Linked DNA regions of Homo sapiens: regions 2, 3, 4, 5, 6 and 7 are each linked to region 1. A link is a loop called in an ENCODE intact Hi-C map of the cell type or tissue named here. Cell type or tissue: heart left ventricle. All regions are shown on one strand.

The links. A loop is a pair of places that touch in the nucleus more often than their neighbours do. Peaks named below come from ENCODE experiments on the same cell type or tissue, not always from the same donor. Only the 100,000 strongest peaks of a DNase experiment are listed, where the experiment ranks them.
Region 2: it touches region 1 in a loop (2.1-fold over the local background); 15 of 110 quality-filtered maps call a loop at or near these places.
Region 3: it touches region 1 in a loop (7-fold over the local background); 44 of 110 quality-filtered maps call a loop at or near these places.
Region 4: it touches region 1 in a loop (4-fold over the local background); 19 of 110 quality-filtered maps call a loop at or near these places.
Region 5: it touches region 1 in a loop (2.3-fold over the local background); 3 of 110 quality-filtered maps call a loop at or near these places.
Region 6: it touches region 1 in a loop (2.1-fold over the local background); 14 of 110 quality-filtered maps call a loop at or near these places.
Region 7: it touches region 1 in a loop (10-fold over the local background); 19 of 110 quality-filtered maps call a loop at or near these places.

What each region holds. Positions count from the first base shown.
Region 1 is chr1:231,754,586-231,758,585 of GRCh38, forward strand. All of the region lies in intron 4 of DISC1 (DISC1 scaffold protein), which reads left to right. All of the region lies in intron 8 of TSNAX-DISC1 (TSNAX-DISC1 readthrough (NMD candidate)), which reads left to right. Among named protein-coding and RNA genes, the nearest start is that of DISC2, 62 kb to the right of the region's middle. In heart left ventricle, no CTCF peak of the experiment used is centred here; a DNase peak (open chromatin) is centred at 2,406.
Region 2 is chr1:231,851,346-231,855,345 of GRCh38, forward strand. All of the region lies in intron 9 of DISC1 (DISC1 scaffold protein), which reads left to right. All of the region lies in intron 12 of TSNAX-DISC1 (TSNAX-DISC1 readthrough (NMD candidate)), which reads left to right. Among named protein-coding and RNA genes, the nearest start is that of DISC2, 35 kb to the left of the region's middle. In heart left ventricle, no CTCF peak of the experiment used is centred here; a DNase peak (open chromatin) is centred at 2,456; H3K27ac peaks cover 645 bases.
Region 3 is chr1:231,804,555-231,808,554 of GRCh38, forward strand. All of the region lies in intron 8 of DISC1 (DISC1 scaffold protein), which reads left to right. All of the region lies in intron 11 of TSNAX-DISC1 (TSNAX-DISC1 readthrough (NMD candidate)), which reads left to right. It overlaps LOC105373170 (a long non-coding RNA gene), which reads right to left. Exons shown (of 4, transcript XR_949268.4): 3 at 1,164-4,000; 4 at 1,021-1,111. Among named protein-coding and RNA genes, the nearest start is that of DISC2, 12 kb to the right of the region's middle. In heart left ventricle, a CTCF peak has its summit at 2,315 (motif pointing left); DNase peaks (open chromatin) are centred at 2,277 and 2,677.
Region 4 is chr1:233,232,659-233,236,658 of GRCh38, forward strand. The region is part of intron 9 of PCNX2 (pecanex 2); the gene reads right to left. Among named protein-coding and RNA genes, the nearest start is that of PCNX2, 61 kb to the right of the region's middle. RefSeq lists enhancers at 1,801-2,324, 2,325-2,846. In heart left ventricle, no CTCF peak of the experiment used is centred here; no DNase peak of the experiment used is centred here.
Region 5 is chr1:232,316,912-232,320,911 of GRCh38, forward strand. No RefSeq gene overlaps it. Among named protein-coding and RNA genes, the nearest start is that of SIPA1L2, 310 kb to the right of the region's middle. In heart left ventricle, no CTCF peak of the experiment used is centred here; a DNase peak (open chromatin) is centred at 2,490; H3K27ac peaks cover 2,396 bases.
Region 6 is chr1:231,864,387-231,868,386 of GRCh38, forward strand. The region is part of intron 9 of DISC1 (DISC1 scaffold protein); the gene reads left to right. All of the region lies in intron 12 of TSNAX-DISC1 (TSNAX-DISC1 readthrough (NMD candidate)), which reads left to right. Among named protein-coding and RNA genes, the nearest start is that of DISC2, 48 kb to the left of the region's middle. In heart left ventricle, a CTCF peak has its summit at 2,460 (motif pointing right); a DNase peak (open chromatin) is centred at 2,495.
Region 7 is chr1:233,239,743-233,243,742 of GRCh38, forward strand. The region is part of intron 8 of PCNX2 (pecanex 2); the gene reads right to left. Among named protein-coding and RNA genes, the nearest start is that of PCNX2, 54 kb to the right of the region's middle. RefSeq lists a silencer at 3,181-3,475. In heart left ventricle, CTCF peaks have their summits at 1,529 (motif pointing left) and 1,728; a DNase peak (open chromatin) is centred at 1,519; H3K4me3 peaks cover 271 bases.

The DNA of each region.
Region 1 (4,000 bases):
GATTACAATTCAACATGAGATTTGGGTGGGGACGCAGATCCAAACCATAGCAGAGAGTGATGCTTTTATTCTGGTCTTGCCTAAGTTTTTGATAGAATATGATTAACTAAAAGCCAGTGTCATGCATTCTTAATTATATTAGGTTACACCATAAGGACATCTCTTACATTTGACTGTTTGAAACCTGTCAAACATTTTATGGGGTTTGACCTAATAAGGCCCCCAGAAAAGTATAGGCCTTTATTAAACATTTATCAAGCCAATATTAACTGTTGGCTTACTTTATGAGCTATCATCCTCTTTCCTTTTCCTTACAGGAGTTGTCTGTATACTATGCCAGTGAATGTTCCATTCACTTTTTGAGCTCACTGTGACCTGATTTCTGTCTCTATCACTCCTCAAATATCTACCAAAGTCAGCAATGACTTTCTATTTGCTAAATTAAAAGACATTTTTCAATTCTTATTCTGCTATGTATCATGGCAGTGTCTAGAATTTTTAATAAATTCATTCTTAAAACTCCCATTTCCCTTGGCTTTCATGATTTCACCCTTCCTGGTCTTCTTGCTACATTTCTGGCCATTCTTCTTAATGTCTTATGAGCTCCTTCTCTCCCTTTCTTCTTAATTTTTTTTTTTTGAGACAGAGTCTCACTCTATTGGCCAGGCTGGTCTCAAACTCCTGGGGTTAAGCAATTCTTCCACCTTGGGCTCCTGAAGTGTTGGGATTACAGGCATGAGCCACCATGCCCAGCCCCTTTCTCTTTAATATTGTTGTTCTTCTGTCTTCTGTTCTAGCTTTTCCTCTCTTCTCACTTTGTATCTTCTTTCTCAGTGGTCTCAAATGCTCTGAGTCTTCAGATACTGTTTCTATACTATTTTTTCCCAAATTTCTATCTCTAGCCCTGATTTATCTCCAGAATTCCAATCCACAATTCAGTTTTCTATTGAGCATCTCCCTTATTTTTACTTAATTTAGTATCTTTTTATCCTTAACATTACTATCTCTTTATCCTTGCCTTTTACTAAGTTTGCTATCTTTTAAACTAAATTTACCGTTGTTCTCCCCATTCAGTTCCTTCTCCTATATCCCCAGTCTGAATGACTTTCACTGCCATTTACCCAGTTACCCAAGCAAGGACTCTGAGGCATCTCTGGATCCTCCCTTTCCATCCCTCCCCACAGTCATTGGTCACCAAGTCCTGTTGTGTCCACTGTCTGTCTCTCTCATTTCCACTCACTTGTCTCACCTGCACGTCAGTGCCTTAGTTCTGGTCTTTAACACTTTAAATCTGGATTATTGCAGTGGTCTCCTTGCTGGTATTTCTGATTCCATTATTACCACCTCTCATTCATCTTCCACAAGGCCATGATAGAAGTATTATGTTATGCTCAATGGCTCCCCATTGCTTGCAGGATAAAATTCATGTTGCTTAGCATGACATTAAAAGTCTTCACGATCCAGCCCCTGCCCAGCTGCCCAGCATTTAACTAGACATTACCAGCATCTGCAATAGACACTTACTGAAATATTATATGTTACCCCCATGTTCTGAATGTTTCTAGATTCTATGATCTTGCTCATGCCCCATTGTTGTTACCAACTATTTCCCATTCTTCCAGACTTAGTGAAACAAATATCCTTGCAAAGCTCTGCTCATCAGTCACACTGCCTCTCCCTTGAATGACAGCATACCTTGAATGACTTCACTTCTGCTTAGGTCTTAAATACATCTGTTTTCTTGAATATCTGTTTACTCTGACAGATGATAAGCTCCTTGAGGACAAGACTGTATTATATTTATCTTTCTATTTCTAGAGACTAGAATAGTGTCTGGCCCATAATCTGTATTCTATATTCATTGAATGTGTGAATGTGACACATATGCATATGTAGCTATATATAGGTTCACAAACGTATATGTGAATATCGAGAGAGAGAGAGAGAGAGAGAGAGAGAGAGAGAGAGAGAGAGAGAGACTGACTTCACTTTATTGGGATTCAGTTGCCCTAGAGGAAAATGCTCCTTCAGCTTTTCTTCTGAAATTGCCAGCAAGAAGGAGTTGCACAGAATCTTGACAGAACCTTGGATAGGAGGTCATTTCTGGTCCTTTCTCTTCCACCAACCAGCTGTATATGGCTTGGTGTAGTTATTGAACCTCTCCAAACTCCACTCCCTTCATCAGAAAATGAGGGGGTTAAATTAGATCACTGGTTTCTAAACTAAAGTTATTTATGTATTATTACCGTAACTAGAAAATAATGAGTTGAAATTAACTTTCTGAAATTTTTCTAATGCATATTAACACAATTACCTAGTTGCTAAAATTTTTTTAAAACCTGCCTTTCAGTGTGCCAGCTACCCACTGCTGTTTTCACAGTGACCACCAGGGGGCCATGGTGGCAGGCTGAAGCTCACACAGCCCAGAGCCTGGACAGAAACCGCTCTCACAGGCTCTCCGAGTCAAGGGGTATATATAATATTTTTGAATGAGTGGTGCTTTTCCTGTAGAAATAAAATAGTTGTATCAACATGAACAATGTTAAATACTAATTAATAACTCAAATAAGTGCCTGCTAACCTTTTTGGGATCAAGTATTTATTTATTTTGAGAAGCTGATGAAAGCTATGGACTTCCTCTATTGCAAAACCACGTGTACACATGTACATATATGAAAACTATTGAGTGTATTTTCAGGAGACTCACAGATCTCCTGAGTTATTCGTTCACTCCTTAGAGGGTCTTTGGTTCCCAGGTTAATAAAATTTAGTTTAGGATAAGATTTAAGAAGCTGTAAACATCCAGATACAATCAGATCCTTTATGTTTTATTATTTTTGTTGTCACTTTGTTCTTAAAAATCACAATTTAATTCAGCTTTTGAGAAACACTGTTTAATCCTCTGAACTCGTGTAGAAGAGCACCCTGGGTTATGTTCAGATCCTGCCAGCAGCCAAGAGAGCTTTAACTATCTTCAGGGGTTAACTAGGTTCCTCTGAGGGCAGATATCGGTACTCAAATCATTTGACCCCTCTTCTGTGGGGTCCTCTGGCCCAGTGGATTTGCTTGTTGGAGGAATAACTTTTGTGATATCCTCTTGATTCCTGTGGGAAGTTCATGTATCTTTGCCACAACAAATGGTATATGCTCAGGCCACCCTATAATAGACCCTCTCTGCCCTGCTAGGTCTCTCTAATTCCTTTTTCCCTGGTTTACGGGGCAGCAACACATCAGAAGTGAGTTCCTTAGACAATGCTGCAGCGGACAGTTTGGGTGCCCTGTGTCCCAATCCCTCGGCCTCCCTCCGATTCCCTCCACAACTGGGAACCGTGCTCACAGTCGGCTTTCCACTCAGGCACCCAACAGGTTTATCAGGCCTGTCTGCACAGGTGTTCTCGGAACCTGTGTGAGGAGGGGTGGGGGTGGATAATGCCCCAGCCTACCCAGCCTCTTAGGGAACAGTTCTGAGGCATGCTCCACACTGTTTTTTTTTTTCTTTTCTAGGAGGTTCCTACTACTAGGAACCTTTTGGCCAATGGGTTCCATTTGTCCGTGTGGTGACCAGCTCCACAGTGAACCTTTTATTGAATTTTCCTCTTTCTCACTCTAGTTTCTTGGGAATCACTTCTTCAAAATCAACCTGTACTCAGGTCCCTGTCTCAGGCTCTGCTGTTAAGAGAACCTAAATATAGACAGATATCCACATTAGAGAATTAGATGTCAGTCTTCCTTCTTGCAGGGCACCCCCAATCTTTGTGAGTGAATCTAGTGGATTTTTTTTTTCCCACTGGGTTTGAGTAGAAGAGTTTACTCCCATGTGGGCCAGGTTTGGATAGGCAAACCATGGGGTAGGGGAGAAAAACGCGTCTCTCATGAAGACCCATTTCCTAGATGGCCAACAGGTGGGTGGGTATTGAGAGTGGTGGTTGATTGCAGAGGTGCTGGTTGAGCAGCCCCAGGGGTAGGATGCCCCACTCCATCATTAGAGATTCAGAATGCA
Region 2 (4,000 bases), 97 kb after region 1:
ACCTGAATGTACAGATGATTACCTGTACCTACTGAGCATCCTCTCGCAGAGTTGGGGCGATAAATATTCTGCAAAACCTGCTATAAAACAGTCAGCCCTGAGCAGCAGGAAACTGAATATAGTCACTCACATAGCTAAACCCAGGCTCAGGCCTACATTCACCCCTGTCCGAAGGGGGTGGAAATGAGATCATTTCACACCTCACGTGGAAGTGCAGACCTGAAAGAAGACTTGGGGCTCCCCCAGCACAGGTGTCCCCATTTTACAGGTGCCAAAGGCTGTGGCGGAGACAGAGATGGGGAGAGGAGTTGGCCGTGATGCGTCGTCATGGAGCATCTCACATGTAAGGGCCATGAGAAGTGAGGACAGAAGGGCAGCCAGGCTGGCTGGTCTTCATGTGGGCCAGTTGAGTGGGAATGCGGCACTCATGGGCCGGCGGAAGAATGAGCATTTGAGGAGGCAGAGTTCCCCACTCTTCTGAACCTCTGTTTTACAAAAGGCTTAGAATATAAAATTGGGACCTTGTCTTTGGAAAGGAGGGAGCAAAGTGTTAACCTGGACAGCTTTGGTGCACAAGGTGAGAGGTTTACCAAGGGCTCACACACTCTCCTTCATGGGAGAGGGTGCTTAGGAGGAGGTCTGGCTGCTGTGAGGTATGGGACCTGTCCAGGACCTTCTACTGCTACAGCAGGAACAGCACTGTGAGGGAGGGATGTTGCTCTTCCTATTTTTCAGTCGTGGAATGGAGGCTTTGAAAGGTTTGGTAACTTGCTCGAGATCACACAGCCAGCGAGGGGTAGCATGGGATTAAACACCAGTCGGCTCGTCTCCAAAGGCCTGACTGACAAAAACAAATTTCAATCGATTTTACTTTTCCTCTGTAATAGATGAGGAATATCTCATTTCAGAATATCTGAAGGTGACATTTGGAGTCGCTCATTGATTCAATTATTCTGAATCTTTATTTCAGAGCTTATTTATCTCAGGTTTTAGATGTGGAATGCTCCAAAACTATTCATTGGTTTCACTTCCCTTTGCATTGCTAAGTAAAGGTGATATAGGAGAACTACTCACAGGGGTGAGCACAGCAAGGGTACGAAGGATGTAAAATCAGACGCAGCTTTTCTATGCATCTTTCTTAAACACATTACTCTTAACCCAAGAGACAGTCAGGATCATTAACTTTCCTAATATTTTGTAAAGCATTCATATAGCAACATTTGGGGCACATGCGCACCTGGTCTTAAGTCAGGGCAGGAGTGGCTAATTAATTCTCTGATTCCTCAGGCTTCACAGTTTCAACCAGCCATAATTATTTTGCAATTGAGGTTCCCTCTCTGCCTAAACTGGCATTGTTATCAAGGGCTAAATGCATCAGCTTTGTAATAATGAAGATGGGTGCCAATTCCATCTTCCATATGGGATGAAGTTGGGGAGAGAGATGGTGGAGAAGCACTGGTCAGACTGTAAATGATATTGAGTAGAAAGAAGTCAGGGATTTTTGTTTTTAACATGAAAAAGAAATAGAATTGTAACTAAGTTGAAGTTTCTTTACTGTTTCATCTTGTTTCTTTACAAATTTCATCTTGTCATTTACAAGGGTTTATGCCACATAGCTATGGATTTGGGCCCAATATTTGACCTTATAGCAGCTCTAAAATATTAGACTGCAGTTAGGAAATGCCCTCTGGATCTGATTTTTAAACAGAACCAAATGCATTCTACTCTTTTCTGCTTTTAAGAGTAACACTGCTTGAGGATGCATTGAAGCCCTGCTAGACATCTTTGCTGATATTTGCCTTTAGCATTCTTTCTGGAGGTATTTAGACCTTAATAAACTACCATTATCCTTTAAAAAAGGACTGAAGAGAATAATATTTGTAGAAACAAAATAATCAAATACAGTCCTACATCATTTAATGTTGGGGATACGTTATGAGAAATGCATCGTTAGGCAATTTTGCCATTGTGTGAACGTCATAGAGTGTACTTACACAAACCTAGATGGTGCACCCTACTACTCCACACCCAGGCTACGTGGTGCAGCCTATTGCTCCTAGGCTACAAAGCTGTGCAGATGTGACTGTCCTGAATACTGTAGGCAATTGTCACACTGTAAGTATTTGTGTATCTGAACATATCTAAACAGAAAAGGTACAGTAAAAATGTGGCATTATAATCTTAGGGGACCACCATCACATACATGGTCTATTGCTGATTAAAATGTGGTTAAGTGGTACATGACTGTACTAGCATTAAAGTTCTTCCGAACTGAGAGGGTGGAATGGGAACAGGTACTGGCTTCTTGTTTTAAGGGCTGACTGGTGAGGAAGGTACTGGCTTCTTGTTTTAAGGGCTGACTGGTGAGGAACTTGCCACACAGAGCAGTAGGCTCAACTAGGCTGAAGACAGGCTACAGATAGGCTCCAGGGTTGACCCAGGGCCAAGATACAGCAGCTGCCTTGTCCTGGCTCGCTGCAGACTTGGCATCTCCAGTGCCTGTATCCCTGAATTTGTGGTTGAACTTAAGTTTGGGGAGTCCCAGTGGCCCTAATGAGACTGGAAATACCACCCTAAACAACCTCCTTTAGCAGCTAAACTGACAATAATAATCTGTTGTTTACTGCACAGGATTGAGATGAGTGTAGCAATCTCCTAGACGAAGGGCCAAGCTGCTCACCCACCTGGGTGGGGTGGTCAGTCTAGGGCGGCCCAAGGGGATTCTTGGGTCACGATGACCCTGGGGCTGATAACCAACTCACAAATACATAAATCAACAACATGAGGCTAGCTTCTGCTGGGGCTTTGTTGTCTGGTGGGCCTGAGTTTTAATCCCGGCTGACCTCTTACTAAGCGATTGTGGGTAAGTCATTCTAATTTTTTTCTCTCTGAGCCTCAAATTCCTCATCTATAAAGTGAGCATGAAATCCTATTCTAGTCATTCTGAGGGACAACTGAAGTGATATATGTGATAATATGAAATATGATAGATGTGATATATAGAACTGTAAAACTTTTAAAAAGTAAAATGCCTGTTAAATTGTTAAATATGTGTAATATGTGAAAAACTCCTGGCAAATATACCTACTAATATCCATTTCCATATAGTTCTTTTATATAAAAGGTAGAGCAGTATATGTAAACCTTCTAATAAAACACTTAGCTATAACTATGAATTCTCATGTGCTCTTCCTGCTGTCAGCCTCTCCTCCTGCTGTTAAATCTTTGCAAGGCCTCCTCTAGTTGTTATGTTCTGAAAAGATTCAAGTTTGTATCCTAGACTTCAAAGTTATGTCTCTCCTATGTGGTGTGTAGTGTATCACCCTGTACTTGGAGGTATGTGATACAAGAAACTAAGGAACTAAAATAATTCTTTTTTTTTTTTTTTTTGAGATGGAGTCTCACTCTGTCGCCCAGTCTGGAGTGCAGTGGTACGATCTTGCTCACTGCAACCTCTGCCTCCCGAGTTCAAGCAATTCTCCTGCCTCAGCCTCCGGAGTAGCTGGGATTACAGGTGCCCGCCACCATGCCTGGCTAATTTTGTATTCTTAGTAGAGATGGGGTTTTACCATGTTGACCAGACTGGTCTAAAACTCCTGACCTCAAGTGATCCACCTTCCTCAGCCTCCCAAAGTGCTGGGATTACAGACATGAGCCACTGTGCCTGGCCCCTACAATAATTCTTTAATGTGAGGAAATATCAAATGAAAAATAAGAAATTCTAGGTAAGGAAAGAAATTTATTTAGTGGAAGTATAAAAGAAGTTTAAAAAGTTGAAGAAAATTTTGGTTTTCAATGTTGATGCAGCGTCCTTTGTGAATCTTTAAATTTGTGAATGACACTTTTGAAAACTTACACCTTATTCTAAGTGTCTTTGTTCACTTTACACTGTACTGTAAAGAATCACAAGAGTGTCTCATAAATAACTTTCTATATAACATATGTATATTTCAAAATAACATGTTATATATATAATACATACAATTTTTGTCAATTAAAC
Region 3 (4,000 bases), 50 kb after region 1:
TCAAGCCATCCTTAGCCTTAGCCTCTGGAGTCACGGGATTATAGGCATGAGCTCCTGGCTCAATGTCTCTTCTTTTTTGATAGCTGTGTTCTCCCATTGGCCACAGTGGAATGGAGCTAGATATGCCTGGGCTGAATATGGAGGAAAAGCTCAGCTATTTCTTCAGGAGGAAGAGTAGTCTAGATTGGCCCAGGTATAGGATTAGTATTGTGGTAGCTCTTCAGAGTTGGTTAGGACCAGGATACACAGAGCTCTGAATTGTAGGCTAAGGATAAGAGCATTTTAGGGAGCCATTACCATGTTTTAGCGGAGTAGTGACATGATTAAAACCAGACTTTAGGAAGCGTAATCCGGCCATGTTGTACACAGAGGGATGGATGTGGCAACACCTTGGGAGTCATGGAATTAACTAGGATGTTAGAAATGAAAAAAGGAAGAAAAGTAGGCTAGTATAGGAAATCTACTACAGATAGGTAATTATTGATTTTTGGAAGAACCATGATGATATTAATATATCCAGTTGAGTGTGGTGTAATACACATTAAGAAAAGTAATTTAGAGAGCCCATTGTTTCTCTCCCTTTTCACTGTACACACCTTAAGTGTGTTTTAGTCACCTCTTTTTTTCCATTCTCTATTTCTGTTTCAATTTTCCTGTTCAGCAGAGGATAGTTTGGTTTAAAGCCGATAGCAAAAGTGGATTCTGTTGTTGCTGTCCTTCCTAGACATATCAGTCCGTTCTCACACTGCTGTAAAGAAATACCTGAGGCTGGGTAATTTATAAAGAAAGGAGGTTTAATTGGCTTATGATTCTGCAAATTGTACAGGAAGCATGGCAGCATCTGCTTGGCTTCTGGAGAGGCCTCAGGAAACTTACAATCATGGCGGAAGGTGAAGGGGAAACCAGCACTTCACACGGCCAGAGCAGGAGGAGGGGGGTGGGGGAGGTGCCACGCACTTTTAAGTAGCCGGACCTTGTGATAACTCACTATGGCAACAGCATCACCAAGAGGGATGGTGCTAAATCATTAATGAGAAACTGCCCCTATGATCCAATCACCTTCCACTGGTGCTAAATCATTAATGAGAAACTGCCCCTATGATCCAATCACCTTCCACTGGTGCTAAATCATTAATGAGAAACTGCCCCTATGATCCAATCACCTTCCACCGGGCCCCACCTCCAGCACTGAGGATTACATTGCAACATGAGACTTGGATGGGGACACAGATCCAAACCATATCACTAGTGAAGGAAAGTACAGCCCTGAGCTCTATGCATACTGACGTAGAGGAAGAAACTCACCAGGGCAGAGAGATTTCTCAGTTTTTGAGTGCAGGGGCCATACAGTTAGTAGAGAGAAACTTGGGCTTTGGAATCTGAGAAGTGTGTGTTCAAGTGCAGCTTTATCATGACTTGGCTGGATGATCTTGGGCAAGTTGTTTAACCTTTTCAGGTCTTGTTTCTTCATCTGTAAAATGGAGCTAATAATAATATTGCCCATCACATTAGGTTGTTGTAAGAATTAAGTGAGGTAGTAAATTAGAATAATGTGGTACATCAGTATATTAATACATGAGATAATAAATATATGAACGTGACGTGGCTTTCCACAGAGTGAATACATGCTTAGCTAGTGATTGTTAGCCATGCATCTGAGTTGGGGGAGACCCAGCCAGTGGGTGACTCTCTGATCAGGTGTCACTCAGTGCTACAGGTTCCCGGCCAGTGTACCTGTAGTAAAAGGGCAGCGGTGGCATCCATACCTCTTAATCCAAGGCAGCTTTGGCCTCAGTGCCTGTGCAGTCTCCTGACTGGCCAACTAGGCTGGGCCACTTGTCAATGGGGTGGATTCGTTTTTTTGTTTGGTTTTCAGCTCCGAGTTCAAAAGCCTGGGAGACCTGCTGGCTTCTCTCCCAGAGCTGGGCCACATATTGTTAACCTGGGCCCTGGAGGTCTGATCAGTGTCCTGGCTGGATCCAGTGCAGTAAGAGAAGCCAAGGAGAAGACAGTCTTCCAAGGCCTGAAGCAGGTCTGACCTAACTGCCCAATGTAGGAGGTTTGCCCTGGGACAAACTGAGGTCCTGCAGGGTTCGAGGGTGAAAGGCCTCTTCTCCCAGGAGGCAGCCCCAGACCCACCTTGCTGAACTGGCTGCCTGGAAAGGAAGTGAGAGCGAAGATCTCAAAAAAGAGCAGCTCTTTAACCTCTGTGCTGCTCTCACTGAACGCTCCCGCCCTCTGCCCAGGACTTGATGGCTTTGGCCCTGGCCCTGGGGCAGAGCGAAGGGAAAGCGTCAGTGCCCTCTAGGGCCGAGAGTGTGGCACTACAGCAAGTGTGTGGTGGGTGCGGCTGACTTGTGCTCTGTGGCTACTACCCATCCCCATCAGAAACCTGGGCCTGTTTCCTTCTCTGGAATGGTGCTGGGACTTTCCAAACCACGGACCTGTAGTGATGAGAGTTGGTGTCTTGAGTCCGCGTCCACCGTCTGCATGCCATGCCTGCCTTCCCACTGCTGGGGGCCCTCAACCCTCCTCCAGTTCCCGTGTCTAAGACTTAGCAACAAGCATCCTTCCTGTGTGTTGGACTGCGGGTCTGCACCATTGTGAGACACGGTCCTATATTGGGCCCTACCTCTATCGGTGCTCGTTGACCTGACTGGTATCACAGTCCTCATCTGGAACGGGGCCAGCCAAGCTCTGGCCACTCCCTTGTCCTGGGACGAAGGCTCAGCCCCTGAGGCCCGGCGAGTAGTCAAGGCTGGCTCTCTGATGCCTGGCTGCTCTGATGCTGGCATCCTGCATGCACTTCCAGCTCCAGCCTTGTCCTGCTCAAATTACCCCTCATTATTGATCTGGTCCATCTGTTGAGTCACCCTCCAATTTTTTTCTTCCACTTTGTTTAATGCCTGGCACTCAAAAGACAGCCAGTAGAAGTATTTGTTTTTCAAAAAATGGACCCTCATTCATTGGTTGCTGATCCCTAGAATCTGTTGTTTTCATACCTCCTTCACTTGTTAAGATTTTCATCTCCTGCCCTGACTTCAGTGGGTACGTCTGGTTTTAAGCCCCGGTCCTCCTTCTCATAGGATCCATCCTCTGTCAGGTGATTGGAGCTGGCTGATGTTCCAGCTTCTGGATGCTGGAAGCCAGCAGCAGCAGCTGCCTGGGTGACAGCCTCACTGTGTGTTGGCAGGCTTCTCACTCACCTTTTTTAATCAATTGGACCTGAAAATCTTGAAGCTAAACAAACACAGCCCTGCTATTTTGGCACAAGATGAAGGCCAGTTTTAAGTGGTCTATAAAAGCTGTGAAAAAAACTTTTAAAAGAGAATTATATCCAGGGCACCCAAGCTGCTTCCAGATGCCAGAGGCAGCCCTGCATTTAATAATATGCTTGCTGGAATCCCTTTAAAATGGTAGATGTTGGCCATCTTTTTCTTTTTTCTTTGCATTCCCAATGGAAGGACTTCCAATGTATGGCCCTGGTATTATTCCCTGTATGTTTTAGAGAAGCTCTAAATTCCTGTAGCCGTCAAACTTGGGTTTTTCACTCAGACTGCATGTTAGGATCATCTGGGGAAATTTAAAAATACTGGTACCCAGGCAGCACCAAATTCCTTCGGTCAGAATCTCTAGGGATTTTTCCTGAATATAGGAACCTTCATAAACAGTTTCCAGGTGGTTTTAATGTCCTGTGAGGGCTGGAACCACCGTACCAGTGAGAGGAGAGCTGGCCTGCCCTGCTCACTGCTGGCAGATGGACTCTTGAGTCACATCTTTGCACACCCAGAAGCTCCAGGCCCACCGTGTACCATGGCTAAGTAGCTGCAACTGCAACCTGGCCTTGGCCTGGAAGCACATCTTGTAGGATCACTGATGTTACTCTCCCCTGGCCTTCCCCTTGTCCTGGAAGATGTGCCTAAGGCTGAGAGACTTCATTGTTTAATTCATCTAGCTGTCTGTTCTGAGAGCCCCCAGCTAAACTGAGGTTCCAGTCCCA
Region 4 (4,000 bases), 1.5 Mb after region 1:
TTTCAATTGTTTCATCTTTTAGTAAATGCCAATATTCTTATGAGTTCTTGTTAATGTTTTAATGATAGTAAATTGTGATGTAAATGCTACCTTTATATCTACCTAGAATAACAGTCAGCCAGGCCTAGCACTGTGCTTATCTTTGCAATTCTCACCAATTCTCATCAGTTTAGGACCAATGCAATGCTTGACCGTCATGCTATCCATAATGATAATAATAATAATAATGCCACTATCATAGACTTGCATAGAGCTTTAGAGTTTACAAAACACTTTCACATACAATACTATCTCATTTTTTAATGTAAGACAAGCTGAATGAGTTGGAGACCATATCCAGGTGAGAGTAAATGGAAGCGGAAAATGCTGTATTCCTACAGATCCTATGCTGCCCTTGGGTAGACTGCACCTGCCTCTCAACCAGCAGTGTAATAAGCAAAATGTTTCAAGGTGATTGCCCAGGTACTGGCCCATAACATATTGGGACAATGTAAGATTTTAAAAACCATGGTAATGAGTCTACAGAATATACTCTGTGGGGTTAGAAGCACATGATGGATAAACTTAGTGACAGAGAAGTACCAGTTTATAACATGGATTCATGCAACATTTTTAATTGGTAATATTCAAAACCCCTGAATGCCAATCTTGAGTTCAAACAACAGGTTTTCACCAATTCCAACCATGCCCCAAGCTCTGCCCTTCCCTTTGTGCTTGAGAGCTAAACTCTACAGCTATGACAATGAAAAATAACCTCCTCTTCTCCTGTGTGTGTGTGTGTGTGTGTGTGTGTGTGTGTGTGTGTGTGTGTATTTTAAGTGACCAGCCCTTTATAAAAGTGACAGCCCTTTCTGGGAGCTCCCCTTTCAGGGACACTTCATTCCCTACACACACACTGTATTTGTACCAGGGAGGAATTTCAGACAAGTCTTCCTCTGGCCTTGGCTCACCTCCTGACCACCCGCCCATTAGAGCCTGCAGAATTCCATCCTTTACTAGAAAGAGCTTGCAGAACATTGCGGGGGAAGCACTCCCAGAGCTCGTGTGCTGCACTTGAAGGAGAGAGGCAGGGAGGATGGGGGAAGGAGGGGATTAAAGTCTTGTCTTCCGAGCCTTATCTCCTGCTTGCTTTTGCTAGTCTCTTCTGAGAAATAGCTCCCCTGTGCCTCCAGGCTCCAGTAACACTGAGCACACCTGCTTTCAGCCTCACCTCCAGGCCCCTTTGGCCAGGTCGTTTCTCTGTCTAGATAGTCTTATCTCCTTTTATTTGGTTAACTCCAACTCATCCTCCACATTTCAGCTGAGGTGTCACCTTGCTGAGGAAGCCTCTCTGATCCCCTATTTCCTGGCCTGGAGCTTTTCCTGTGTCCCACACCACCAGAGCCTATTCTAATCAGAATTTCTGTTGTATAGAGTTGAATTGGTTGACTGGCTGTTAAACTTCTTGTAGGCAGGGACTGAGTCTTTTCACCATTGTATACCCAGCTTCTAGCACAAAACTGCAGGCATAGCCAGCCTACAGCAAATATTTGTTGGATAATGACAAGAAAACCTATTTAATTTTTATTTTGTGGCTGAAACGTAATTTAATTTCCTGGTGATATCAATTATATTTAGAAATCAAATAGTAGAACTACATTATTTTCCCAGTATGAGACTTTGTAAATATTTTCTTAGGGTCTAAACATGAGCCTGGTTAGCAATCTTCGTTTTTCCTCCTCCATACCCATATATATTAGAATATAGAACTTTAAAATTTTTTACTTAAAGTTTAAATGGTTGAAGCAATGAATTTGGTTAAGTGTCTAACAATAAAACGCTACAGATGAGTTGAGTTTTTATGCATCATCGTGACATTTATAGGATTACAAATGTAAAATAAGGAATGGCAGGACTATTTCTGATTTATTCTTGCAGTATTTACTTATTTTCAAGTTTCTGCTCTAACGGGGATATTTTTGAGATATTAAATCAATGGATGTATACATTTGATAATCTAAAGTTTCTAGTTTCCTCTAGCTCTTCTACTCATGAAATCAATGGCATTCACATCTTCCCAAGCTATCCTGATACTTTCATGGAACCTTCTTGAAGGTTCAACACTAATGTTCTGGAGGGTGGTAGGGAGTTAGCACTTCCGGGCTTATCTCAGGGGAAAATGCAAGTCCCTCAGGAAAGCCCGTATTCCACAGGGCCCCCACATACTAGGGCTGTGGTGAGAACTACATACTGGCAGCTGGGGGTGGGGCTGGGCAGAGCTCACAGACCTTGTACGGGCTGACAGTGTGTGCAGAACACAGCTAGGGCAAATGGCAGGGTCTCCGGTGGTCAGTGAGTGGCAGATCCAGCACCTCACCCAAACCAGGCAGGTACAACACACAGTACACCCGGTGACTGGACTAAGGGGATGCTCCCCTCCTCAGAAGTGCCCCTCTCAGGTCCACTTCCACCCACAGGTTTAGGAATCCTATCCCTAACACACAGAGGCCCTGGAAAGGAGGAGGAGGAGAGCCTGAATACATGAAAGGGAAGAGAATAAACAGTCCCAAAAGACTGATTCTTTGAATAAATTAAACACTTGTTCACACACAAACTCCAAGACTGAAAGGGCTGAGTTACCCTAATTAGCACTTTTTTTGTTTGTTTTGAGAGAGGATCTCACTCTGCCCCAGGCTAGAGTGCAGTGGTACAGTCATAGCTCACTGCAGCCTTGAACTCCTGGGCTCAAACCGTCTCCCCACTTCAGCTTCCCAAAGTGTTGGGATTACAGGTGTAAGCCACTGTATCTGGCAACTGGCACTTTTAAGTTAAGTCATCCCTACACTCCCCACATCAACAGGTATAAGAGCTCAGAGCAATATGTGGTCAGCTAAAAGGTAACTCAACATTTTCTTTGCACAGCTGGGTAATGGTGTATAAATTTCAACCCAATGTATTTTGTGTTTGTTTGTTTGTTTGTTTGAGACAGAGTCTCGCTCTGTTGCCCAGGTTGGAGTGCAGTGGCACGACCTTGGCTGATTGCAACCTCCGCCTCCTGAGTTCAAGCAATTCTCGTGCCTCAGCCTCCCAAGTAGCTGGGACTACAGGCACGTGCCACCATGCCAGGCTAATGTTTCTATTTTTAGTAGAGATGGGGTCTTGCCATGTTGTCCAGGCTGGTCTTGAACCCCTGACCTCAGGTGATCCATCCACCTTGGCCTCCCAAAGTGCTGGGATTACAGGCGTGAGCCACTGCAGCCAGCCACGTTGTATTGTTGAGCATCCTTTGGAAAAATGTGGCAAAGCAATCATAAAAAAAAATATATATATATATATATATATATATATAATTATATTATTTTTTCAAAGATGAGCTTTTCTAGAATGAACTGAAACATTTCCAGGAAAAAGGTAAACAGAAATAAAGAAACTTGACACTCACATGACATCATACCATCTACAATCCTCTTCTCTCCATCTGTACCAATGGAAACCAATCTTTCTTCAGGGCCTAACCGAAGTATTTCTTCTTCTAAGAAGCCTTCCCCATTACCCCTCCTCCAAAATGCCCAAAATTGAATCTGCAGCTCTAACTTCATGTCTGCGTGTTTCACTAACCTCCCATGTTATCTCTGGCTTTGAATCCTTGGCTCTGCCTCCCAAGAGTCTCATTAAAGGTCGACTGGATAAATGAATGAACATTAATAAGTTATCTCTTAGTAAAATAATGAAAGGCTTCACATTTTTAGACCTCTTGATGATAATGTTACTTGCCCCAAGAATAAAGTCTCCCTTTATGTCAAACATTTAAGAATCTTTGAATATTTAATATACAAGGCAATAATACATTAAAAAAAAAAAGATACTTTCCAAACCATGGGAGAAAAAGGCAACCTAATCCAGTGAGCTCTTGTGAGACTTATGCATCCTGGCAACCAAAAATCAATGTGCATGAATTTCTAATGCATTTGAAAAGCAACAGAGACAGTGGCAATCCTGTTAATATCAACCCAAGGTTAGC
Region 5 (4,000 bases), 560 kb after region 1:
ATCCTTGAGAGCCCACATATCTGTTATTAACCACATTCATTTGTTTTGTTCCAGTCTTTGTGTCCCATGTTTTTAGTCCTACTTTTAGAGGCTTTTTGCATAACTGACAAAGACTTTTAAAACCTGTAAACAAAGGATTGTGAAATCACATTTTCTATCTCTGACACATTTATTCTTTCTTGGTGGCATCACTGTAATTCTGACTATAATTTAAAAAGAAACTGGACCCTCAAGACATCTTTGCAATCCCTGACACTATCATGACAATGCTTGTGGTTTCTGTAAATTTTTATTGATTTAGATGACTTTTCTGATAGAGAAAACTTCTCACCCATCCAGGATCAATCAGTGAGAAATAAAGAGGGAAGCAAATATGATAAATGTTTTGCATGATTCATTAGTCACAAAGCACATCTGCCCAGATCAGAACCATTTCACAGTCTGCTATATCTAGCTACTGAGTCCTGGACAATGACTACTGGGTTAGAAACAATAGTGACTTTCTTAAGAATAAGAAAGTCTAGTCATCTAATCAGCAACAACAGTAGTGTGATGGTTAATTTTATGTGTCAACTTGGCTAGCCCTAGTTGGTACCTGGTCAATCATTATCTGGTGGTATCTGGTCAATCATTATCTATGTGTTACTGTGAAGGTATTTTTTAGATGTGATTAACACTAAATCAGTAGACTTTGAGTAAAGCAGTTACCCTCCATAATGTGGATGGACCTAATCCAATCAGTTGAAGGTCTTAATGGAAAAAAGACTCACTTCCCCCCAGGAATTTTGCCAGCCTTTGGACTGGAACTGCAACATCAACTCTTCCCTAGGTCTCCGGCCTTCAGATCTACCCTGAAGATTTTGGACTTGCCGGCCTCCACAATCTCTGTCAATCATTCTCTCTTTCTCTCTTTCTATGAGTGTGTGTGTGTTTATGTGTATTTAAAAATCAAAATAATATAGAAATATGCACACATACATCCTATTGATTCTGCTTCTCTGATGAACTCTGTGATTGCTATAGGTAGGTAGCTAGGACCTACTTCCCAATTATTAACCTTCAATTGGCCAGGCTTTTTCTACCCTAGCTGGCTCATTGCTGGTAGCAAGGTTTAGCCAGACAACCAAAGAGTAGATGGAGAAACCACATTCTAACACCATTTTCCTGATTAACAGAGATTAACAGGTTCTTTACTTTCACATCAATAGAGATGCCTAGGTAAATGAAGATCTCCAAGGAGTCACTTAAGATAACTCTTGTTATAAGTAAGACCACTCTGGAACACCCCACAAGCATCCATTTTAAAGATTTTCAGCAGAACGGATGACCTCAAATCAGACAGAAACATTGAGGCAAATAAGGACCGACAAAGGCCTCTAGATTGATATAAACTAAGTCATTGGAGGATGTATCAGTTAGTTTTTGCTGTGTAACAAACCACCCCAAAATGTAGGAACTTAAGTTTTTTATTATTATTCCCAAGTCTATGGGTTCACTGGGCAGTTTTGCAGTCAGCCATTGGGTTGGCTGGGTGCTCTTGGTCTGAGATTGGTTACCAAATGTCTAGTAGTTGATGCTGGCTGCCCATTGCTCTCCAGGGTGCCTGGGCCACAAGTCTCTCACCATCCAAACACCAAGGGCTTTGTAAAGGTTTTGCTTTCTTTCAGCCAAAGTATTCAATGTTTGCATGCAAGGGAAAAAATATCACCTAAATCCCAAGCACACACATTGTTTTATGCCAGCTGATCTGATGGAGAGGGAGCAAAGGTCTCTTCTGTTTCCTTAGGCCATGGATTTAAAATAAATCAGGCAATACAGAATGCTCCTTTGTACTTGGTAAATTATTTATAATGGCAATTGACTAGAAAATATAGCCACAGACTTGGAAATAATAATTTTAAAAAGAGTTTATGTGACTCTATTAGGGAAATGGTGTGCTAATCCAGGTTTTGTTATCATTTCAGCCTGATGGCAGATTGTCCATGAAATCTTTCTAGATTCATGGAGGGAGAAGCTTTGAGGAAATGAATTCAGGAATCTAACGCAAAGAAAAGAAAGCGGCATAAACTTTCCCCCACCCCAGACCTGACATGAAACCCTAGGCGATCCCTCCTTCTCAAATGTTCATACCATGTGCCCTGAGTTATTTACCTAACAATGGTCATTCTTCTAATAACAGATCCTGGGATTCCTGAAACCATGCTTTCTCTCAGTGCTGTTGTCTCTGGGCACATACGCTGTTGAGATGGCGACATCACACACCCTTGAAATAGCAGTTGCACAAAGCAAACGTTTGCCCCAAGCATGTCAGACTTTTGACAGGCTGCAACATGATAAGTTACCAGACGTGTTCCCACAGGAGCCTGCGTGAATTGATTGCAACCAGACTCACCCGATGACAAGTGACAGACAGCGGATAATGCAGGGAGGTCAGGTGGGCTGCCAGGCCCAGGGCCAATTGCTCCCTGGAGCCCATCAACAAGGGACAGGACTCGGCAGGACCAGGCCGGCAGCCATCCTGGTTGGCTTCCAGCGGGTACAAGGAGAAATTGCAGCTGGCAGAAGCGCAGACTCCTGGTGCCACTCCAACACAGTGAGGGTAGAGGAAGGTGAGAGGAGGGTGTTACTCTTTAAAAGAACTCAGATTGCATATGAAATGCATCTCTTTCTTCTTGCTTTTGATCCCAAAATGAAAAGAGCTTAATCTCCTATCTGAAAAGAAGCTTTTCCTATGCTCTGCTGACACGAACAAACCATCAATCATTGCCTGGATTTCCTGAACCTCTCAGTACAGAGGCTTCCAGGCCAAGAAGGGTTGAGAAAGGCCTCCTTCCAGCTGAGGACAGTGAAGTGTGGTAGGAAGCAGGAGTCTCCCAGAAAGGGCATACCCTGTCTGATCCCTCCCTCTGACAACCTGCTCCACAAAATGATGTGGGGAGAGAGGGGTCATGGCTCAGACTCTGGGAAAACAGTGGCTTAGAAATTGATAAGTATTCAGACTGGACTTGGTTCCGAAACTGATTAAGCCAAACATCCTTTTCCCAGCTCTTCTGACTTCTCACTGCTGTTTCAAAGACCGCTCTTGGCACAGCAATGGGCAATTTCTCTCTTGTAAAACAGACCATAAAAAATGAAAGCACCAGATTTAAGGGGCACACAAACATGCACACACACACACACAAACACACACACATGCACACATATAAATACACACACATGCACGCATAAATACATACACATGCATGCATACAAATACACACAAAACCACAGCTAAAATCCTTTGTAATCCCAACCCAGCTATTTAAGTCATTCAGAACCTGGCTTGGAAAAGAGAGAGAGAGAGAGAGAGAGAGAGAGAGAGAGAGAGAGATGATAAAGTAGAAAGGTCTGAATAGGTTGAGTTACTCAGCATTCTGAATTTCAAAGCAACCTCTTACTTCCCAGGCTCCTGTCAATGTGCTGACACCGTGTATAATTTCAGACCTAAAACAGAGCTCTGTTCTTCTTTATCAGACTTTGGCCCTAAAGGCAATTTTGTCACCTCCCAGTACCATAATAAATTTAATGGGTTGTTGAATTACCTTCATGTGCCTGGGGCTTTGGCAGCATAGCTGTCTATAGCTGTCTTTTTATAACTTTTTATAAGGATAAAGTGCTGACTCTTTGTCCTTAGACAAACTTCAGATTCCATTGTGATTGACTGGTGGAATCAATGAGACATGAGATCAGGGAGTGGTTCTTGGGGTTCTTTTCCCTCTGAGAAAGCCATCTGACAGAAATAATCTTTGAGCCCCTAAAAGGTCAAGTTCCTATCGGACTCCTAATCTGGTCGACCCCTTGGGCTTGGCAGCAGAGTATGTAAGCAATGGCTGTGGCCAAGGTCTGAGCAGAATTGTGTTCCAGGTGGACAGTTCCTCCTTCCCCACCATGGTCTTCTGTCTCCACTTTCCAGTTGGGATGGGAGTAGCTTTAGCTTCTAGATCTGGAAGTTCATGTCGCC
Region 6 (4,000 bases), 110 kb after region 1:
GGCGCAGTGGCTCACGCCTGTAATCCCAGCACTTTGGGAGGCCGAGGTGGGCAGATCACGAGGTCAGGAGATTGAGACCATCCTGGCTAACACAGTGAAACCCCGTCTCTATTAAAAATACAAAAAATTAGCTGGGTGTGGTGGTGGGCGCCTGTAATCCCAGCTACGCAGGACGCTGAGGCAGGAGAATGACATGAACCCGGGAGGCAGAGCTTGCAGTGAGCCAAGATCGCACCACTGCACTCCAGCCTGGGTGACAGGGAGACTCGTCTCAAAAACAAAATAAAACAACAACAACAACAAAAAAATCTGAGGAGGTGGACACCATTTTTTGGTACTGAACGACGTGATGACCGTTTAAAAAGAAAGGTAGATGTTAAGAAGGCTTCCTTATACAAAAATTCTTGTATATTGTTCCTTCCAATTTTATTTTTGTTTTGATATATAAAATCCTATGTTAAATCTCTCATCCTGAATATCAGATTACTCCAGAAGGAGAAAGTAGCAGTCTAATTATTTTATTTGGTTGCATGGTAGTCTTAGTACAATTAAATCTCCTTTGAAAGTTTCTCAGTTATGTAGTTATGAATAGCACTCCACACCACGGCTGTGGTAGACCTGGAGCGGTATTGGGCCCAGGTCACAGAATGATCACGGAAGGACTTTAGAGATCACCTATTGAGTCCCTGTTTTAGAGAGGAGCAAGCAAAGGCCCAGAGAACTCACTCCATTTGCCGAGGTCCGACAAGTGTGTAGGTGAGCTGGAGCCAGAACCCTGTCTTTCGGTCTTCACTCTAGAGCTCTTTCCAAACAAACATGCTGACCTGGGAGTCTGACAATTGCTGTATGCTGATGTTTCCTATTTGAAGTCCACATGTCTTTGCAGGGGAAGAGAACTGTCTAGTATCATTCGTTAATGCCCACTCTTCATGTTTGCCAAAGACCACCAATACATTGGGCAGTGATTGTGTTACACTGGTTTGTTTATATGTCGGCTTTCAGTGATGCCAGAAAATCAAAAGGAGGTTAAGAAATCCCAGAGGTTCACCCAGGATGGGAGGCTAAACCTTTGTTGTATTATGAGTCTTAATTCAAGATAACATAATCTTTAGCCTAATAAACATTAGGTTGAATTTTGAAAATGTAAACACTAACTGATCTGTAGACTGACGTCTATTTCCTTGGCAATATTGGCCACACCCATTAAATAATAACTTCTCATTCTCCCTTCCCCCAGCCTCTGGCAACCTCTGTTATACTTTCTGTCTCTGAATTTGACTACTTTAGGTGCCTCATATAAGTGGAATCACATGACATTTGTCCTTTTGTGATACGATATTTTCTTTAAAAAGAAAATGAACAGAAACAGTACATGAGAGAAGTCAGGTCTGCAGCCAGTGTGCCTCTTAGTTCCATATTCATACAAGGCCCTCTTGGAAGCTCAGCTTTGGAGTTGGATATTATCTCAGAAGATATGGCAGCTTAGGAATCTGGTACTCTAAAAACAGATTTACAAGCATTAGACTTTTTTGTATATGTGTGTGGTCATTTTAGTCTTCCTGAAAGTGGTTAAGACCAATATTTCTAGGCAGACTATAGTTCACATCATCCAGTTCTGTAAGTCTTGGATTATCGATCTCATTGTCATGGCAAAAAAGGACAGGGATTACTCAACTCATTACTCCTGTGTCCAGACCTCTGAGCCTGGTGTGTGTGTGTGGCTCAGTGCCTTTCCCATAGTGGCCCACATCCCCCCAGGGCCCTGCATGAAGTTCCTGCAAGTCTACCCCCTGCACGTGCAGAGCAAAAAGAGCTTCCTATGGGAGCTGTTCTCCAGAAAAGACAGAAACCCGGGCCCTAGAGAACCAGAAGATTTAAATTCCAGTTTCAGCTCTGCCATTGACTAATTAGGCAACTGTAGGCAGTTCACTTTGCTCCTTTGGACCAGAGATTTCTCATCTACAAAATGAAAAACTTGGATTTAATTATCTCTGAAGTCACTTCAAGCAGAAATGTAACAATTCTTTGATTTATTAAAAAAAATAACATCAATGATAATGACCAACAGCTAACACTTATTACAAGGCTCCAGGCACTTTCGAAGTCCTTAATATTTAATGTTCACTACTACCTTAGGATATAAGTACTGTGATGCAGAGTCCTGGACACAGAGAAGTCAGCAACTTGCCTGAGGACAGCCTGCAGGACACAGCACTGTGATTTGAACCCAGAGAGTCTGACTTCAGCCCCCAGCGCTCAACTACTATTAATTGAAAGGGCATTGAAGAGACATGATGTCACAATAAAAAGAAAAAAAGAAAAGAAAGCATGTCTTCGACTTTCTAGTCGTCGTGCTTTGTATGGATTCTTCTTTCAACCTTGACGAAAGGGTATAATTAATCTGTAATTAAAGTCATGATAGTTTCTTAATACGAGGAAATGTTGTCATTGCGGTTCTCTGAACACAAGAGGGCGCTGTGGCAAAGCTTACCGTCTGCTCATCCTCTGCCGCAGGAGGGTACAACTTCGTGGGACAAACTTCAAAAGAAAGATGCCATTTCTAAGACCTCATTTATCACCTCGGGATAGCCAGTCTTCATGCCTTTAAAATACAGAATAAAAATAACACATAAATCAACACAATTACATTCCTTCTTGATAGCATCACCAGTCTTCTTGAGGCCTGGCGTCAAACCTCTGCTTCAGTGTTACGTTATGGGGTGCGCATGCCTCCTTAATACCCACCTTGCTGGTATTCTCCAGATGGCTGTCTTCTTAGCAGTAGATGGAATTAAGCACCATAATGAGGGATATTTTATTTAAATCTGCTTTAAAAAAATCTTCCATGACTTATTCACATGTCTGGTTAGCTATCACACTGCCATTCCATGTGATCGGAAATGAGAAAGATTTAAAGAAAGTAATTGTTTAGCATGCAACGGATGTACCTCTTTTGCTTCAGATGAGAATAGGCAGCATAGAAGAACTGGGGCTGATTCGTGGAAGGTTTCCCGTAGCTAGACCCTGGAGGCTGTAAAAAGTGGTTTGGAACTGTGTTTAAAAAATAATAATAATAGAGGGAATAGTGAGGTACCCAGGAGGAGCAGAGAGCGCCTGTTCCAGCCATGGGAGCATCCCCATCAGATACATAGATGCTCTTAATTAATTAGGCTGCTAGTAAACCCTCCTGAGTGTGCAAGACAGGAGGAATTCATTTTCAAGCTTTAAAAAAAAAGATGAGTCTTGGGCACACAGCCCTGTGGCCCATTTGTTATTGTCGTGTTACCCATAAGTCAGCAGTTTTCCTCTCCTGTTGTTGATAGATCTTCCCATACAGTTAGATTTGTTTAGAAAGAAAAGTTTTAAGTCCTTGCAAATGATTACAAACTGAAGAACTGGAAACCCTGGTTAGGAAACAGTTGGAGCACTATGTATGGCTTAATGAAAGGACACAGTCTTTTTAATCCACCAAGCCTGAATCATCAGCTTGGTTAAGACTATCTGTAGAAGGTGAGCAGAGCACTTCAAACCTGGCTATTCGCAAGGGAGAGAAAAAAGCTGCCACTGTCCCCTTAGCATTCCTCTGCTAATCTTCCATTTGTATTGCAATAAGTGTGCTTTGGCATTGAGTGTGTTTTAAAGCTCCTGCTTAGCTGGCTGGGGGACAAGAAAAAACAAAACCTCAAGGACACTCCCACTCAGAGGCATAAAAAAATAAACAGTTGTTTCTGCTTTTGAGAAGAAGTCACATGCATGTGGCTGGCATTCTCAGGTGGGCAAAGGAGAGTGCTCGGTAGCACCTGCCCCAAACCCTCCGTTCTCCCCTTTTTAGGTCAGAAGAGATTCTGCTTTCCTATCTTGTCTCCAGTTTTCACTCTTAGTCCGTATTTTCCCTCCCCTTTTCCACTCTGTCCTTAACTCCTCTTTCCCTCTTTCATCGTTTTCCTTTATTTTTCATCTCTTTCTTTATTCCTTCTCAAGGGTTTGCCGGTGGTTTTGC
Region 7 (4,000 bases), 1.5 Mb after region 1:
TGTTGATATAGGATTGACTTTGCTTTTTCTTATATTAAATAGCAACATAACTCCTATGCTTTTATGCAAATGGTATATTAATTTCAGGTGTCTCTGTTAGCAGGCATGGGGGAAGAGTATCTTGCCCTCAAATCACACCTAATCCTCCTTATTTTATAAAGACAGTCTCAAACAGCATATTAACTTCCCTCTTAATTAACCTCTTTTATGAGGGTTGAGTATTCCAGACAAGGCATGGGCATATAAGAAAGATTCTCTTCTGAGCTTAATGACTGGTATATGTCTGCATCAGAAACCTGTATTGTCATCTGTATTGTCATGTGTATATGGGCTCTCCATTTGGCCAGGAGGAAATGGTTACATGCTTACAGTAAGCATTGCTCAAATGGAGACGTTTCCCTTATGTGATATAATTCTCTGGTGTCCTGATAGTGTAGTTATAATCCAGCTTGCCCACCCAAGTACCAAAGAGACGATGATGTCCACAAAAATCACTGAAACGGACAGGTGGACAGGAGCGCAATCTTTGAATAATTCCAAAGTCTATGTTCTTTGCTAGCGTCTCTTCTCCAAGTATTTGCTGCTTATTCTCTCTCATTTTTTTTAAGTTATAGACTGTGAGCAGCATAATCATCTAAAAAGACAGTATCTTAGTAACTTAAAGCCAAAGCGTTTCCCACATTAATACATATAAAGTGAAAGCGTTAAGTTTCAAGAGACATTTTCTCTTCCTCCAAAACAATAATGGAAATGGAAATATCCCAAGCCTGTAGTAACTATTCTGTGAACTACAGTACACGATACTTAGCACATCTGGTCTCAATTATCCCGTTCTCTGGTGAATCTTTGGTAAACTAGTTTGGTTCAGGGCTATAGCAGAGATAAGTTTATTTAAGCTAGATTGAGCTCCAAGCAATAGCAGAAATAGTGATTAATGGTGGAAATTTCTAAAAGTGCTGCCACTAGAAGGTAATAAAGACGGGCCTGGGGCTAGGATCTAGTCTGGGCCAGAAGAGTGCACTTCTGTATGGAAGGAGTTGGGCCTCAAATTGACCATGACGATATTCCACCATACTGGACTCACCAGGTTTCCACCATCTGAGCTTCTACAAGCAACAGACAGTCAAAATACATGTGCTTCTTCTACACTGTCTCACTGATATTGGAAAAACATTTCTTGAAATTCTTCATCTTCCCCAGAGTTTAAAGACGATAGCCTATCACTCTCAGAGAGAGGGCCTCCCTTTTTCTGCCTCTTTCCTTGTTTTTCAGGCTTCCTCCAGGGACATGGGCACAAGGCGCATAGAGGGACACAGAAATGAAAGTCCCAGCAACATGTTCAACATGTAGGATGTTTAACTAAAGCAGCACTGTTCTGAAAACCATAACCTGTTATTTTGAATTTTAACAGGGATTCTTGTTCAATTCTCCTTTTATGTGACAGTAAAATTTGTGTGAGTATCGGAGAAAAAGGCAGCAACACCGTGGAAGTGAGGCAAGGCTGGGAGCATGGGACCTGACTGCCATCATGTGGCAGCAGTGGCTGTTGCCACCGGAACAGAACCACACTGAGCGGCAGGGCCAATTCTCAGGCTTTCAGAGAAAATGCCCCAGAGAACAAAAGTCTTTCTAGAATCAACCTCACAAACCTTTCGTCCTTATGCCTCTATGCCTGGGTGAAAGTACAATCTCTTTCTAATACGTCTAAGAAAACAAGATAAGAATGACAGTGAAAGGAGCAAAGAGTAAAAAGTGAAAGCCAAAAAGAAAGGACATGGAAATTTGGGAGGGCAGACACTATTCCAAGGTAGACCCAGGTGATCATCTGCTTCTTGCCAATCTTTTCCACCTCCATGTGATCAAAGGCACCAAGAACCCACACAAGTTTTTCAAATTTGAAGCAGCAAATACCTATCTCTCTACTATCCAAATTAAGTGAGTGACGCAGCTATATGCATCTCTCAAATATTTGTAATAAAAGACGAAATTTCTAAACTATAATTGAATGGCACATGGTACTGGGTATATCTAATATCGAGAGAAGTCACAATGTTTTACTCTTCATTTTGAATATCTAGTTGACTTGTTTTATTGCCTCACATTCCTGTTCAGCTATTCCAAGTCAGAGTGTCACTATTATTTCTTCTGACTAAAGTTAAAAACACAGTCTAAACAGACATGATTATTTATTGCCGTTTTCTGCCTGCTTATCTTCTTTGGGAACCAGGTAGATAATTAAACATTGTGGCTTTAGAGGACTTTCCTGAAAGTTAATCCCAATAAGTAAGAGGTTTTGTTGAGATAAGGGTCAGAGAAGCTGATAATGTCAACAAAAGAGTAAGAACTCTGAGGAGGTAGTAAAGATTAAGTACAGGGCTTCAATCCACCTTTGGAGTATGGTACACAGTGGGTTCAGAGATATACGGCAGCTTTCAAACATAAGCCTAATTTATAAACTAAAAATATCTGCTAGATCTTTGCTACGATAATTCAAAAACAAAAGCCATGAATAAGTGAATTCAGATAAATATTTATATTACCATCCTACTCTTATTTTTTAAATAAAAACAAGTTGAAGTTCCATCCTTGATATAAAAATCCCCCAAAAAAGTACTGCAAACAAATTTGCTACAGAATGACTCTTCCATTCAGTAGACTACCATGCCTATTTTGTGAGTTATAGATCCTCAAAATGAATGTAAATATCATGTCTTTCCAATCAGATTTCACTGGGGAGCAGATGATATGCATTTTGCATGCATTTCCATTAGATTGCTTATGACACCGTAAAAGCCAGATTAATACTTAAACATGGTTATAGATTGTCCATAGAAGAAAGCTCTGCTATATTACTTGGATTCATTTATACACAAAGAAATATAAATATTTGCTGAACAAAAAAGAGAAACTATCAAGCTTTAATTACAAGATCTACTGAGTAGTAATAAAACTTCACTCTGCAACAAACCCTCTGCACTCAAAAACACATTTCAACTTTCTAAGCAGCTTCACCTCCAACTTCCTAGGCAGATAGCCTACTTCCACTTTGGTTTTCTAGGCAGATTAGCAATTCCAACTTTCTGGGCAAATTAGTTCATTTTGGCTCTGAACTACTGAATCAATCTTGTGTTCTGGGTAATAAAATACTCAAGTGGATTTATCCTCTGGCAGTTTTTCCTACTAGCAATTCTAAAGGCTGCAATTCAAGCTGTAGTTTCCTCATTCTGGTTTCTGGGGAAAGCAGAACTGTGTTAGGTAATGTTACCAAAGATACCTGCTCTATGGACAGCTATTGTACAACCGGAAAATGCTGCTTATGTTTCTGCAGCAGTCCACAAGAACCGCACTGGTTCCCACAGTGACAGTGGGGCCAAGGAGAGAAATTTGTTTCCTCTCCCAGTTTCCTTCAGGAATCCCCAAAGAGACATGGAAGTTACATTACTAACAATTCCCTATTCATACTTGGGAGTCAGGGATATAAAACTGTCACACGGTAACAAGGCTCAACAATAGCTAAGAGGAATGGCTTTTTTGCCAATAATAAGAATCAGCCGTTTAATGGCCCAGTTGGAGACAGTCCCAGCCACTGAAGTCACCTTATGGGGAAAAGGCTGCTTTTCCAATATATCTTCCATGGCTGAATGGCTTACAGCCCCAAGTAGGCATCCTTCCAAGTTCAAAATCAAAGTTTATGTTTGTTTACTGTAATAGAAAACTTAAAATCTAATTGCATTAAAAGCCAAGGACATAATATTAAAGGACCTACTCTAAAATTATCATACATGCCAAGATGTTGGAATACAACAGGTATTTAAGGGGAATGCCTTAAAATCACATAAATCAACTCATAAAAGCACTAGAGGAAAGGCTTCCATCTGGCCAAAAGTCTCTTTTGTTATATAAAATCAGATATTTTGTTATAAAAATCAAGAAACAAAAGTCAACATCTTTTGGTATATCAAGTCACAGTGCAGTTTACCTGAAGTCCTGCTTCTATCCA